2 separate regions of the Homo sapiens genome follow, and region 1 is linked to region 2. Evidence: read pairs that join two places in POLR2A ChIA-PET (ENCODE). Cell type or tissue: PC-9. All regions are shown on one strand. Links, peaks and the distances in the headings refer to the core of each region. The heading gives the core; the rest is flanking DNA. Region 1 has its middle 14 kb from the start of CARD10. Region 2 has its middle 17 kb from the start of ELFN2.

Region 1 (5,381 bases), core at 256-5,255, 90 kb after region 2:
GGTGGGTGGATCACGAGGTCAGGAGTTCAAAACCAACCTGGCCAAGACGGTGAAACCCCATCTCTACTAAAAATACAAAAATTAGCTGGTGGTGGTGGTGGTGGTCACCTGTAATCCCAGCTGCTCGGGAGGCTGAGGCAGAGAATTGCTTGAACTTGGGAGGCAGAGGTTGCAATGAGATGAGATCACGCCACTGTACTCCAGCCTTGGAAACAGAGCAAGACTCCGTCTCAAAAAAAGAAAAAAAAGAAAAGAACACAGAAAGGTTGCGAATTTAAAGATGGAAAGAGATCTATCACCCAAACAATAACCACAAAAAAATCTGCTGTACCTGTCCCAAAGTTAAAGAGTAGAATTTAAGGTAGGAAGCATGAGCAGAAACTTCATTTCAGTTAGGAAGGTATCAGAATCCCAAGTCTGTATACATCCAATAGCAGAGCTTCAAAATACAAGTAAAGCCCAATGGAACTAACAGGAGAAATGGGCAAGTCTAGTCATGGAAGGAGACTTAAACACACATCTCCAAAAAACTTATGTGGATTTAACAAAGTCACTAGATATGGGGTCAATAGATAAGATCAACTATATCTCTGTCTACTAGCCACAAATATAAACAAAGTTTTTTGTTTGTTTGTTTGTTTGTTTTTTGAGACGGGGTCTCGCTCTGTCGCCCAGGCTGGAGTGCAGTGGCACGATCTCAGCTCACTGCAAGCTCCACCTCCCAGGTTCACGCCATTCTCCTGCCTCAGCCTCCCGAGTAGCTGGGACTACAGGCGCCTGCCACCACGCCTGGCTAATTTTTTTGTATTTTTAGTAGAGACGGGGTTTCACCGTGTTAGACAGGATGGTTTCGATCTCCTGACCTCATGATCCGCCCGCCTCGGCCTCCCAAAGTACTGGGATTACAGGCGTGAGCCACAGCGCCCGGTCTATAAACAAAGTTTTTTAAATGAACCCATTAAACTCATAGCAGATAATATGGAAGAAAATCTAGATTACCTCGGGTTTGGCAATGACTTTTTTTTTATTTTTATTTTTCCGTTGTTGTTGCTGTTTTTGGTTTTGTTTTTGGAGACAGGGTCTTGCACTGTCACCCAGGCTGGAGTGCAGTGGCACAATCGTGGTTCACTGCGGCCTCAACCCTCTGGGCTCAAGCAACCCTCCTGCCTCAGCCTCTGGAAGTACTGGGATTACACGCGTGAGCCACCACACCCAGCCTTATTTTTCTTTTCATTTTTTTCCTTCTGGTTTGTCACGGGCTCAGAAAGAGGGCAATGACTTTTTAGATAATCCATAAAAGAAATAATTGATGAGGCCAGGTACAGTGGCTCACGCCTGTAATCCCAGCACTTGGGAGGCGCCAAGGTGGGCGGATCATGAGGTCAGGAGATCGAAACCATCCTGGCTAACATGGTGAAACCCTGTCTCTACTAAAAATACAAAAAATTAGCCAGGCATGGTGGCGGGTGCCTGTAGTCCCAGCTACTCAGGAGGGTGAGGCAGAAGAATGGCGTGAACCCGGGAGGCAGAGCTTGCAGTGAGCCAAGATCCCACCACTGCACTCCAGCCTGGGCAACAGAGTGAGACTCAGTCTGAAAAAAAAAAAAAAAAGAAAGAAAGAAAGAATTGATGAGTTGGGCTTCATTAAAATTCAAAACCTGTGCTTTGAGAAAGACACTGTCAAGAGAATAAAAAGGTAAGACCAGGAGAAAATATTTGCAAAAGACATATCTGATAAAAGACTGTCGACCAAAATATATGAAACTCTTAAAACTCAACAATAAGAAAATGAACAGTGGAACGTGCCTATAGTCCCAGCTACTCAGGAGGCTGAGGCAAAAGGATCACTTGAGCCCAGGAATTCAAGACCAGCCTGGGCAACACAGGGAGACCCCCATCTCTTAAAAAAAAAGAAAAAGAAAAAGAAAAAAGAAAAGAAGGCGGGGCACAGTGGCTCGCGCCTATAATCCCAGCACTTTGGGAGGCTGAGGCAGGTGGATCACCTAAGGTAGGAGTTCAAGACCAGCCTGACCAATCTGATGAAATCCCATCTCTACTAAAACTACAAAAATTAGCTGGGCATGGTGGCATGCGCCTGTAGTCCCAGCTACTCAGGAGGCTGAGACAGAAGAATTCCTTGAACCCAGGAGGTGGAGATGGTAGTGAGCCGAGATCATGCCACTGCCATCCATGCCATTCCAGCCTGGATGACAGAGTGAGACTCCATCTCAAAAAAAAAAAAAAAGAAAGAAAGAAATGTGTTATCAGGCCATGAAAAGACATGGAGGAAGCTTAACTGCATGTTGCTAAGTGAAAGAAACCAGTGTGAGTAGGCTACATACTGTGTGATCTCAACTATATGATATTCTGGAAAAGGCAAAACTATGGAGATGGCAAAAGGATCAGTGTTTGCCAGGGGCCCCGGGGAAGGAGGGGATGATTAGGTGGAGCACAAAGGATTTTTAGGGCAGTGAAACTATTGACTATGATACTATAATGGTGGATACATGTCATTATAATTTGTCAATTCCATAGAATGGACACCAAGCATTTACAATGAAGCTTATGTCAACTATAGGCCTTGGGTTAAAGATGTATCTATCCATGTACCTTCACTGATTATAGCAAATGTGCCACTCTGGTGTGTGATGTTCATGGAGAATTCTGAGTTAGGGGGGTGGGTGTTATATGGGAAATCTCTGTACTTTACGCTCAATTTTACTATGAACCTAAAACTGCTCTAAAAAATAAAGAAAGTCTATTTTTAAAATGAAGCCATTTATGGAAGCATCAAAAACATCAACTTGGTAGGAATAAACCAAACAAAAGATGTGCAAGATCTGTACACTGAAAACTACAGAACGTCGTTATGTATGAGTCACTAGGAAAAGCAGATCCAAACCACAATCCGATACCACTTCGCACACACTCAGATGGCTGTAATCAAAAAGACAAACAAAACAAGTGTTCGCCAGAAGGTGGGGAAATTAGCTCCCTCACACATTGCTAGTGCGAATGTACGATGGCACGGTTGCTTTGGGAAACGGTTTAGCAGTTCCTCAAAAAGTTAAATATAGAGTTACCATATGACCCAGCCACTTCACTCCTAGGTATAAAATACCCAAGAGAATTGAAAATACATGCCCACACATCATGTTCATTACACATGATGTTCATAGCAGCATTATTCATAATAGAACAAAAGTATCAACGATCCAAATACACATGCATGGGTGAGTGGATAATAAATGTATCATTCCAGCCATAAAAATAAATAAAGTTCCAATATGTGCTACCACATGGATGAACCTTGAAAACATTACACTAAGTGAAAGATGTCAGACACAAAAGGCCATAGATTGTATGATCCCATTTATATGGAAAGTCCAAAACAGGCAAATCCATAGAGACAGAAAGGAATTAGTAGTTGCTAGGGACTAGGGGAAGGGGAAACAGAGAATGACAGGAATGGAGGGTGACAGGTGGTGTATGAGGTTTTGGCGGGAGTGAAAACATATCTGGAAATTAGGTAGTGGTGATGACTGCACAACTTTTTAAATATACTAAAAACCTGGCCAGGCGCAGTGGCTCACACCTGTAATTCCAGCACTTTGGGAGGCCGAGGGGGGTGGATCACAAGGTCAGGAGTTCGAGATCAGCCTGACCAACAAGGTGAAACCCTGTCTCTACTAAAAATACAAAATTAGCTGGGCATGGTGAGAGATGCCTGTAATCCCAGCTACTTGGGAGGCTCAGTCAGGAGAATTGCTTGAACCCCAGGAGGTGAAGGTTGCAGTGAGCCAAGATCATGCCATTGCACTCCAGCCTGGGCAACAAGACCCAAACTCCATCTCAATAAATAAATAAATATACAAACAAACAAAAACCCACTAAATTGTACAGTTTAAAACAGGTGAATTTTATTGTATGTGAGTTATATTTCAATTTTTAAAATTAATAAAATGACATTATTGTGGGAAATTAAATAAGATCTAAATACATCACTGGGCACAGTGGCTCACTCCTGTAATCTCAACACTTTGAGAGGCCAAGGCAAGAAGATTGCTTGAGCCCAGGAGTTCCAGACCAGCCTGGGCAACATAGTGAGATCCAGTCTCTACAAAAAATAATTTAAAGATTAGCCAGGTATGGTGGCACATGGCCTGTAGTCCCAGCTGCCGGAAAGGATCACTCAAGCCCAGGAGGTCAAGGCTACAGTGAGCACGAGAATCGTCTGAATCTGAGAAGCAGAGGTTGCAGTGAGCCAAGATCACACCACGGCACTCAAGCCTGGGCGACAGAGCGAGACCCTGTCTCAAAAAATAAATAAATAAATAAATTTAAAAAGTGGTATATTCACACAGTGGAGTGCTACTACACAGCAGTGAAAATAAATAATAAATGTATAACTACAGGCAACATCGTGGACGAATCCCATAAACATAATGTTGAGTGAAGGAAGCCAGACAGAAAAGAGGACAGGATTCCATTTACGCAGAGGACAAAACCAGGTTAAAATCTGCAAGATCAGGATACTCCTTCCTTGTGGGAGGAATTGTAGAAAGTGGGCTCACAGGGGTTCATGGGGGCTGGCTGTGTTCTGTGTCTTTATTTGGTTTCTGGCTATATGGTGTGCTCACTGTGTATACACTTATTTCATATATATAATATTTCAACTAAAACTGTACCCCTGCTTCTCTGCCATGGGCTGATGTGCGCTCCCCAAAAATCCATATGTTGAAGTCCTAACCCCCAGTATCTCAGGATGTGATCATATTTGGAGATAAGGTCTTTAAAGGGGTGACTGAAGACTGGGTAAGCTGGGCGCGGTGGCTTACGCCGGTAATCCCAGCCCTTTGGGAGGTCGAGGCGGGCAGATCACCAGAGGTCAGGAGTTCTAGACAAGCCTGGCCCACATGGCAAAACCCCATCTCTACTAAAAATACAAAAATTAGCTGGGCATGGTGGTGCATGCCTGTAATCCCAACTCCTTAGGAGGCTGAGGCAGGAGAATCGCATGAACCTGGGAGGCAGAGGTTCCAGTGAGCCGAGATTGCGCCACTACACTCCAGCCTGGGTGACAGAGCAAGACTCTGTCTCAAAAAAAAAAAAAAAAAGACTGGGTGAGGTGGCTTACACCTGTAATCCTAGCACTTTGGGAGGCTGAGGTGTAAGGATGGCTTGAGCCCAGGAGTTGGAGAACAGCCTGGCACTGTAGTGAGACCCTCCCCCCATACAAATTAGCCAGGTGCAGTGGTACCTGTCTGAGGTCCTAGCTACCCTGGAGGCTGATGCAGGGGGATAGCTTGAGCCCAGGAGGTCAAGACTATCGTGAGCCGTGATTGTGCCACTGCACTCCAGCCTGGGCAACAGAGCGAGAC
Region 2 (5,381 bases), core at 213-5,212:
TTCCTTAAGGAGGGCACTCCTGCAGTGTGTACCCCTCTTTCTCCTGCATTTTCATTTTTCTTTTTCCTTTTCTTGAGAAAGGGTCTCTGATGCCCAGGCTGGAGTGCAGTGGCATCATCATGTTTCATTATAGCCTTGAACTCCTGGTCCTGGGCTCAAGCGATCCTCCCGCCTCAGCCTCCCAAGTAGCTGGGACTACAGGTGCACACCACCACACCTGGCTAATTTTTTTTTTTTTTTTTTGGTATTTTTTGTAGAGACAGGGTTTTGCCATGTTGCCCAGGCTGGTCTCGAACTCCTGGGCTTAAGCGATCCGCCTCAGCCTCCCAGGTAGCTGGGACTACAGGCATGAGCCCTGTACCCAGCCCTCCTGCATTTTCATTTTTCCTTCTCCAGGTTCATTACCATCATAACCACATGCATGTACTGCCATTTCTCCATCTTAAAAAACTTGTCTCGTGCATGCCTGTAGCCCCAGCTACTCGGGAGGCTGAAGCAGGAGAATCGCTTGAACCTGGGAGATGGAGGTTGCAGTGAGCTGTGAGCCGAGATCGAGCCACTGCACTCCAGCCTGCTGACAGAGCAAGACTCCATCAAAAAAAAAAAAAAAAAGAAAGTCTCAACAGCACATCCCCAGTTCTCTCCTTTCCTTAATAGAAAGAAGATATATCCAAAGAGCTCCCTTTTTTTCACCCCAATTCCTATGCATTAGGAACTAGACTCTCCAGGCTTTGCCCTTCCATGTCACTGATATGACTTCGTCAAGGTCTCCAGGGACTCCAGCGGCCAGACATTCACCCTGCCTCTGACGCGCCCGTCAGCTACAATAGACTCAGCCGGTCACCCCCTCCTCCTTGAAGCGCTCTCCTTCTGGCTTCCAGGACACTAGGCTCTCCTCTCACTTGAATGCAAGCTCTGGAAGAAATAGGATGTTTGTCATCTTGCCCACTGCTGTATCCTCACCGCCTAAAACAGTGCTTAGCAACAGTGGGGGCTCAACTCTCTTCACTGAATTCATGAAGAGACTGCTGGTTGTACCTCAATATCCACTCTCCCCTTCTTCTACAGTAATATTAATAGTTTTAGCTGAGTCCATGGCTGCCTAGATAAAGACTACATTTCCCAGCTTACCATGCACTTGGGCATGGCCACATGACTGGATTCCGGTCAATGAAATGAGGGCAGAAATGAGTTGTGCAATTTCCTGTTCATGCCCTCCAAAGAAAAGGTATGTTCCTCCCTTTGTTTTTCTGCCCTTTCCATGGGCTGAAATGCAGATATGATGGCAGGAGCTGCAGCAGCCATCGTAAACCAGATGGTGAAGCCACCTGCAGGTTGAGGAAGATGGGTAACAAAATAAAAGGGACACCCACTCAGCATTGCTCACATTATGTTCAGATTGTCACTGACAGAGAAGTAAATGTCTGTCTTATTTAAATCATGGTGATTTTGGCTTTTGTTACAGCAGACAGACCTGTACTCTGAGGAATGCACTGTTATTTATTAAACCAATTGTAGTTTGATTTTCCGTAACTTGCAACCTGATCCATCCATCCAGGAGGGAAATGGGTACCACTATTTCTTTGGGTCCTGTTCATCACGTAACAGTGATGCTATAAGGGAGGACATTTATGGGGTAAGTTAATGAATACTTTGTGAGATAGAAAGGGACTCTGGGAACCGGGCCGGCAGAGTGCCCACCATGTGGGCTGCCAGGAAGGGCACCGCTATGTGGATGGAGGCACCTGCTCCAGAATGTCAACACTCGGCACTTATTCACAGCGAGCAGCTGGTGGGCAACAATGTGCCTCCCAATCTTCATGCAGCACAGAGAGAAACTGAGAACATTACAATTAAACCCAGGCCACTGAGTGGACATCGTTTTAGCCAGCTGTCAGAAGAGACAGGCAGAACAAAACTGCTTTTCCAACCTGAGCAACTCTCACTGTGGAATAAATGTGCATGCCAAGTTTTTTTAAATGAGGGGCAAGATTTTTTCAATCTTTTTAATCTTGCTTTTGAAAAATTTTTTAAATTTGTTTTGTTTTGTTTTGAGACAGAGTCTCACTCTGTCGCCCAGGCTAGAGTGCAGTGGCGCAATCTCGGCTGGCTGCAACCTCTGCCTCCTAGGTTCAAGCAATTCTCGTGCCTCAGCCTCCTGAGTAACTGGGATTACAGGCATGTGCCACCACACCTGGCTAATTTTTGTTTTTTGTTTTGTGTGTGTGTGTGTGTGTGTGTGTGTGTGTGTGTGTGTTGGTTTTTGTTTTTTGTTTTTGTTTTTGTTTTTTTTAGTGGAGACAGGATTTCGCCACATTGGCCAGGCTGGTTTTGAACTCCTGACCTCAAGTGATCCGCCCACCTTGGCCTCCCAAAGTGCTGGGATTACAGGCATGAGCCACTGCACCCGACCTAAATTTTTTTTAAATTTTTTAAATCTTGCTCTGCCAGGCACCATGGCTCACGCCTGTATTCCTAGCACTTTGGGAAACCAAGGCGGGAGGATCACTTGAACCCAGGAGTTCAAGGCTTTGGTGAGCTATTACCACATCACTGTACTCCAGCCTGGGCGACAGAGTGAATGAAACCTGTCTCAAAAAAAAAAAAAAGTATCTGTATGACACAATAATGCCATTGAAAACCATTCCTTTGATTTTAAGAAACATGACTCAGTGACACAGTCAGCACCTTGAATATTCTGATTCTGTCACCTTGGAGCTAAAATACACTTTTCACATTTGATAAACTGTGGGGCAAAGTTCTTGATCCCCGACAGCCTGACTCTGTCCCAATACTAGATGTTTTTGTCCACTGCTCGGGGGAAGAAATCAATGACACGGCAATGAGCGTATTAAAAACCACATCCAAGCACTGCTGTCAAACAAGAAGGAATCCTCTCGAGTGTGAAATATTAAATACAACCAAAGCAGGGTCTAGGCCGTTTGTCTGGACAACTTTCCAGTTCTTGAGTGTGCTGTGTGGGATATCTTCTCTTCTGACAGGTACTGGAAGGAGGCTTCCATGATAAATCACCTTTTTGTCACTTCTGAGGCTGTGTCTAATCCCCAAATCCCAGAACAGGCACTTGTGGGTGCCATCTCTGACCGCCTGCAGCCTAGCAAGGGGCTATTGGCTTTGGGGAGATGAAGAGTGCAAGGAAAGAAGCTGTCTAGATAGGAAACATGAGCTGCTGGCCGAACTAGCTTGCCATCAAGACAGCCGGGACCATTTGTCCACTCAGCAAACAATGATTGAGGACCTACTACGCGCTGGGAACACAGGGCCTGGAGGCATGAAGGTGAACAGAAAAAAAAAAAAAAAAAAAGACAGAAGGATTGCAAACAGAATCATCACTCTCAGTGACACAAAACCTTGTTTAAAAAATTGTGATAAAGGGCTGAACATGGTGGCTCACACCTGTAATCCCGGCACTTTGGGAGGCCAAGGTGGGCAGATTGCTTGAGCCCAAGAGTACAAGACCAGCCTGGGCAACATGGTGAAACCCCGTCTCTACAAAAAAAAAAAAAAAAAATTAGCCGGGCATGGTGGTACGTGCCTGTAATCCCAGCTACCTGGGAGGCTGAGGTTGGAGAATGGCTTGAGCCCAGGAGGCAGAGATTGCAGTGAGCCAAGATTGTACCACTCCACTCCAGCCTGAGCGAAAGAGCCAGACCTTGTCTCAAAATAAAAAACAAACAAAAAAATTGTGATAAAATATACACAACGTAAAGCTTACCATTTTTAACCTTTTTAACTTTTGTTTGTTTGTTTTTGAGATGGAGTCTCGCTCTGTCACCCAGGCTGGAGTGCAATGGTGCGATCTCGGCTCACTGCAACGTCCACCTCCCGGGTTCAAGCGATTCTCCTGCCTCAGCCTCCTGCGTACCTGGGATAACAGGTGTGTGCCACCAGCCCAGCTTATTTTTGTATTTTTAGTAGAGACGGGGTTTTACCATGTTGCTCAGGCTGGTCTTGAACTCCTGACCTCAGGTGGTCCACCCACCTTGGCCTCCCAAAGTGCTGCTGGGATTACAGGCGTGAGCCACTGCGCCGGCCCATTTTCATCATTTTTAAATACACAGTTCACTGGCATTTAGTACGTTCGTGTTATTGTGCAAACATCACCACTGTCCAGTCCATTTCCACGCCTTTTTCATCATCCCCAACATAAACTCTGTACCCATTCAACGATAATTCCCCAGTTCTCCCTCCCCACTGCCCCAGGTAACCCCTGATAACCTCTGTTCAACTATCTCCATGAATTTCGCTATTCTAGGTACTTTATATGCATGGAGTCATACAATATTTGTCCTTTTTTTTTTTTTTTTTTTGAGATGGAGTCCCATTCTATCACCCAGGCTGCAGTACAGTGGTGCGATCTCGGCTCACTGCAATCTCCACCTCTTGGGTTCGAGCGATTCTCCTGCCTCAGCCTCCCAAGTAGCTGGGATTACAGGCGCCCGCCACCACCCCTGGCTAATTTTTGTATTTTTAGTAGAGACAGGGTTTCGCCATGTTAGCCAGGCTGATCTCGAACTCCTGACCTCAAGTGATCCACCTGCCTTCGCCTCCCAAAGTGCTCAGATTATAGGCATGAGCCACTGCACCTGGTCAATATTTGTCCTTTTATGTCCGGTTTCTTTCACTTAGCATAATATTTTCGAGGTTCACTCATGTTGTAGCATGCATCAGACTTTCCTTTTTCAGGCTGAATAATACTCCACTGCATGTCTACATCGCATTTTGTTAGTCCGCCCTGTGTTGATGAATACTTGGGCTGTTTCCACCTTTGGCTATTGTGAACAAGGCTGCCACAAACATAGGTGGACACATCTGTTTGAGTTCCTGCTCCCAGTCCCTTATGTGTCTAGGAGTGGGACTGCAGGATCATATGATGATTCTATATTTAACTTTTTTTTTTTTTTTTGAGATGGAGTCTTACTCTGTTGCCCAGGCTGGAGTGCAGTGGCACGATCTCGGCTCACTGCAACCTCCACCTCCCGGTTCAGGCAATTCTCCTGCCTCAGCCTCCTGAGTAGCTGAGATTACAGGCACCCGCCACCACGCCTGACTAATTTTTGTATTTTTAGTAGAGACAGGGTCTTGCCATGTTGGCCAGGCTGGTCTTGAACTCCTGACCGCAAGTGATCCACCCCCCTCAGACTCCCAAAGTGCTGGGATTACAAACATGAGCCGCCACACCCGGCCCTATATTTAACTTTTTAAGGAACTGCTAAACTGTCTTCCACAGCAGTTGCGCCATCTACGTTCTATTATTAATTTTACATGTTATATTTGATTTAGTTTTTTTTTTTTTTTTTTTTTTTTTTTTGAGACGGAATCTCACTCTGTCGCCCAGGCTGGAGTGCACTGGCACGATC

The links. Peaks named below come from ENCODE experiments on the same cell type or tissue, not always from the same donor. Only the 100,000 strongest peaks of a DNase experiment are listed, where the experiment ranks them.
Region 1: POLR2A ChIA-PET joins it to region 2 with 15 read pairs; 2 of 35 experiments call an interaction of 5 or more read pairs at or near these places.

What each region holds. Positions count from the first base shown.
Region 1 is chr22:37,531,213-37,536,593 of GRCh38, forward strand. No RefSeq gene overlaps it. Among named protein-coding and RNA genes, the nearest start is that of CARD10, 14 kb to the left of the region's middle. In PC-9, for the core only: a CTCF peak has its summit at 3,051; a DNase peak (open chromatin) is centred at 2,919; H3K4me3 peaks cover 299 bases; H3K27ac peaks cover 2,077 bases.
Region 2 is chr22:37,441,520-37,446,900 of GRCh38, forward strand. No RefSeq gene overlaps it. Among named protein-coding and RNA genes, the nearest start is that of ELFN2, 17 kb to the left of the region's middle. In PC-9, for the core only: no CTCF peak of the experiment used is centred there; DNase peaks (open chromatin) are centred at 1,182 and 2,712; H3K27ac peaks cover 2,419 bases.